2 separate regions of the Homo sapiens genome follow, and region 1 is linked to region 2. Evidence: read pairs that join two places in POLR2A ChIA-PET (ENCODE). Cell type or tissue: Panc1. All regions are shown on one strand.

Region 1 (2,500 bases), 270 kb before region 2:
CTCCTGACCTCGTGATCCACCCGCCTTGGCCTCCCAAAGTGCTGGGATTACAGGCGTGAGCCACCATGCCCGGCCTAAGCTCATGCAGATTTTACCCTGTCCATCTGTCTTTCAAAGTTTTTCTCCTTGAGGAAGCTCTTTAATTTTCTTTCCATTTTTTTTTTTTTTTTTTTCGTTTGAGACTGGGTTTTGCTATGTTGCCCAGGCTGAATTCCTTGGCTCACGTGATCATCCCACCTCAGCCTCCCCAGTAGCTGTAGCTGGGACTACAGGTGCGTGCCACCACACCCAACTTCCCTGGGGAAGCTTTCTGACCTCAATTAGTATCACTGTCTTTCCAACACAGCACTGAAAGTCTGTATGACACACCTTAGCACTTTTTTTTTGAAGTTGTACATATTAAGTCATAGAACTGATTTTATAAGTCACACTCAGAAATACTATGGTCCTTTGCTAGTCATCTGTTGACTCATGTTGTCCTCTGTGCAAGAATTGTATTCCAAACAAACAAAAAATGTGTATTTTGTGGCAGAAACTGATGTTCTGCATGAATTTCCCTCTGCATTTAGCTCAGGGTTGTATAAATAGTGTTTTATGAGTACTTGCCAGGCAAGTAGTGGTAACAAGTGCTTTTTTCTTGAAAATGTTTAGTGCTCATGAACAGCAGACTAGGGATGGTTTCGATTATAAACATCTTACTAATGGCAGGTAATGAACATGTAATGACCTACTCCTTTGCATTTGGTGATGCTGCTGTTAGCAAGAAGGAGAATACATTTTTAAACAGTATTTTAAATTTGAGGATCTTCTTGCCATCTTTAAAACAGTGATCAGAAATGTAATACTTTGTACCTCTTTAGAGTTTACAAGGGTTTAAATAACGCATGGTCTGTTTGGTCCTCTGAACACCTTATGAGGTGTGGAGAGATCTTTTCTCCCATATTATGGTGTAGAATCTGAGGCTCAGAAGTTAAGAGACTTGCCCAAGGTAATCAAGAACGCATTTAGTAGATTTGAGACTCTTAATATAATCAATTGCTTTTTACCCATTATGTGCTAAGCACTATGCTGAATGCTTCACATTTATCATCTCTAATTCTCATTTTAGTTCTGCATTGTAGGTATTATCACCATTTTACAACTTAGGTACAGATACTTGCCCATGGTCACACATAAAAGTTAAAGCTAAAACACACCCAGATCCTCGATTTTTAATTCTAACTCATTTTTTCTTTGTATTTTTTTATAAGCCCAATTATGTGGTTTCATAAACTCCAGCAGTTCTGTTGAGAGGGTGAACTGAGGCACATTAAGGAGTGTCCATGAGAATTCACTCCCCATTTCTCCCCAACCCTCCCAGCTTAGGCAACCACTAATCTAATCTCTATAGATTTGCCTAATCTGGACATTAAATATAGATGGAACTATATAATATGTGGTCTTTTGTGACTGGCTTCTTTTCTCTTAAAATAAAATTATCAGGGTTCATCCATATTGTAGCACGTATCAAATACTTCATTTCTCTATATGGTTGAATAATGTGACATTGTATGGCTATACCACAGTTTTTAATCCATTCATCGCTTGATGGACATTTGGGTTGTTTCCACTTTTTGTCTATTATGAATAATACTTCTTTGAACATTTGTGTGCAACTTTTTGTGTGGATATAGGCTTTTATTATTTGTCTTGGGTACACAGCTGGGAGTGGAACTGATCGATCATATGGTAACTATATTTAACCTTTTGAGGAACTGACAGACCGTTTTCCAAAGCAGGTGCACCCTTTTACATTCGCACTTGCAGTGTATGCGTGTTCCAGTTTCTCAGTATCCTTGTCAGCACTTGTTATTTTCTCTCTTTTTGATTATAGCCATCCTAGTGTGTATGAAGTGATATCTGATTGTGGTTTTGATTTTCATTTTCCTAATGACTGCTGATATTGAGTTTCTTTTCATGTGCTTATTGTCCACTTATATATCTTCTTTGGAGAAATGTTTGTTAGATACGTTGCCCATTTTTTACTTGGGTTATTTGATTTTATTACTGAATTTTAAGAGTTCTATATATATTCTAGATACAGATCCCTAATTTGCAAATACTTTCTCCCATTCCATGGGTTGTCTTTTCACTTTCTTGATGGCATTCTTAGAAGTATAGACGTTTTTAATTTTGATGAAATTCAATTTATTTTTCTTTTTGTCCCTTGTACTTTTGGTATTATATCTAAGAAGTCTTTGCCTAAAAGTCATGAAGATTTATACCTATGTTTTCTTCTAAGAATTTTCTTGTTTTAGCTCTTACATTTAGGCCTATGTTCCATTTTGAGTTAATGTTTGTGTATGATATCAGGAATGGAACCAACTTCATTCTTTTGCATGTAGATACCCAATAAACAGCCTGTCCCAGCTCCATTTATTGAAAAGGCTCCTTTTTCCCCATTTAATTGTCTTGGCACCTTTGCTGAAAATCAATTGACTATAAATGTTAGATTTTATTT
Region 2 (2,500 bases):
GGCTCATTCCTTTAATCCCAGTGCTTTGAGAGGCTTAAGGTGGGAGGATTGCTTGAAGCTAGGATTTCGAGACCAGCCTGGGCAGCATAGTGAGACCCTGTCTCTACAAAATTTTTTTTTAAATTAGCCAGGTGTGGTGGTATATGCCTGTAGTTCCAGCTACTTGGGAGGCTGAGGTGAGAAGATCACTTAAGCCCAGGAATTCGAGGCTGCAGTGAGCCATCACTACATCACTGCATTCCAGCCTGAGTGACAGAGCAAGACCCTATCTCAAATAAACACCAGAAATAAACAAATTCATTTATCCAACAATATTTACACAAGGACTATTATATTCATTGTACTTCTAGCTCCTTTCATTGTGGCAGGAATTGAAGTAGGAGCTAGAAGTGCAATGATTATAACAGTCCTTGCCTGTTTGTGGTGGTAGGGGAGCCAACAAACCTGGTGACAATAAAATAAATTACTAGACAGAGTCTGGTGATAGAGCCTAAAACAGGAGCGTGGTCTGAGGAGGCTGAAGGACAAACCAGTGCCATCCAGGAGAAAACCATTCAGCCAGAGAGAAGAGCCCATGTTAAGGTTTAGGGTGGCAGCTTTAGGAAAACAGAAGGCTCAGTGATGGTGCTGTGAAATGAGGCCAGAGAGATGCACAGAGGCCAGGTCATGGAACACCCTAAAAATCACTTCCAGGTTGTTGGTCTGCATCTTAAAGAGCAAAGGGAATGCAATTGAATGGTTTTAAATAAGATAGTGACACAATGCCATTTTTGTTTTAAGATCAAGCTGGTTGTTATGTGGAGAACAGGCTTGAGGAAGGCAAGAGTAAAGGCAGAGAGGCCTATTAAGAAGACATTGTTGGCTGGGCATGGTGGCTTATGTATGTATAATCCCAGCACTTTGGGAGGTGGAGGCGAGAGGATCGCCTGAGCCCAGGAGTTCGAGACCAGCCTGGGCAACATAGTGGAACCCCATCTCTACAAAAAATAAAGGTAAAAAACCAGCCAGGTGTGATGGTGCATGCCTGTGGTCCCAACTACTTGGGAAGCTGAGGCAAGAGGATCTCTTGAGTCCAAGAGGTTGAGGCTGCAGTGAACTGTGTTCACACCACAGAACTATAGCCTGGGGCAACATAACAAGACCTTGTCTCAAAAAAAAAAAAAAAAAAAAAAAAAGATTGTTATAGTCCAAGTGAGAGATGACATTGAGAAGTTGTGCTAAGTATGGGTACTGTGTGTTCCATACACCTAACACTCCTTCTTCCAACCTTCAGGCCCCAGGGAAACACTTTCCCACATATCTTGCCCTACATCCTCAAAACAAAAAATCATGTATTTTACATAGAGTAAAATGCTCACATGTAAGTGCCTAGTTTGAGGAGCTTGCACAAGTGTATACACCTCTGTAACCACCACCCATTCAAGCATGGGTAGAGACCATTTCCATCATTTCCACCACATGACTGTGTCTAAAGTTCTGTGGGTTGTGCTGCTGTTCACACCAGAAACAGCCACTGCTCTCGAGTAAGGAAAGCAAGTGAGTGGCAGAAGCTCTTGGGTAAGAAAAGCACACATCAATTAATCCTGTGAAGTCTTTTCTCTCACATAACATGAATGCCTAATGGGGTATCATTTTCCAGAAAAGCATTGTCCATTTTCTTGCTTCTTTTTGTGTTCCGATTTGTAGTTTTGGAGGAATTCAGGAATGGCTTACTATTTGCAATAGTTGCATGTGGCAGCTCATTAATATTAAACAATATTAAACAACTCATACTACTCTAATATTGTAGTGTAGGTAGGTCTAGTTGTAGACCTACATATACATGATATTGATTCTTTATGGACTTAGCTACTGTGTTAAGGAATGATGAAAATTATTATATGAGTGGTAGTGATTTATATGATGAAATAAAAATAGAATGTATTATACGTATTTACCATTTTATAAATCTATTTTAACATATAAATATAGTTTGTATTGTGTAATTATGTGTTCCTATATTTGACCATAATATATAAAATTCATGCTACTTTTAAAATCTAATGTTACTTTAAGATTTTTATTGACAATCCCTGTTGCTACTGCCTTAGCAGAGCAAACTTTTTCCAAATTGAAATCAATGCCAAAAAAAAACCTCTAAAACTTACAGTGTCCCAATAAAGGTTATTTTGTTTTTGACCTTATTGTCCAAAACTTATGAAATATATAATTATTGATGAACCATATATTCCCTTTTACTCATATATTCCTGTCCATGAGCCATTCCTTTCCATGACATCCATTAAATTCAGTCATCTTTGATATTTTGCTTACTTTCAATAAAAAGTACCATAGAAGTTGGTGCAAGGTGGAAGACTAGAAGGTCCCACCAATTGTCCTCCCTGCAGGAACAAGAAATTCAACAACTATCTACACAAAAAACCACCTTCACTAGAACCAAAAATCAGGTGAGCACTCAAAATACCTGGTTTTACTTCATATCATGGAAAGAGACACTGAA

The links. ChIA-PET counts read pairs that join two places held together with the same protein. Peaks named below come from ENCODE experiments on the same cell type or tissue, not always from the same donor. Only the 100,000 strongest peaks of a DNase experiment are listed, where the experiment ranks them.
Region 1: POLR2A ChIA-PET joins it to region 2 with 12 read pairs; 5 of 35 experiments call an interaction of 5 or more read pairs at or near these places.

Annotation. Positions count from the first base shown.
Region 1 is chr11:74,239,805-74,242,304 of GRCh38, forward strand. The region is part of intron 9 of PPME1 (protein phosphatase methylesterase 1); the gene reads left to right. Among named protein-coding and RNA genes, the nearest start is that of PPME1, 70 kb to the left of the region's middle. In Panc1, no CTCF peak of the experiment used is centred here; no DNase peak of the experiment used is centred here.
Region 2 is chr11:74,507,932-74,510,431 of GRCh38, forward strand. It overlaps LOC124902712 (a long non-coding RNA gene), which reads left to right. Exons shown (of 2, transcript XR_007062776.1): 2 at 781-2,178. Among named protein-coding and RNA genes, the nearest start is that of LIPT2, 15 kb to the left of the region's middle. In Panc1, no CTCF peak of the experiment used is centred here; no DNase peak of the experiment used is centred here.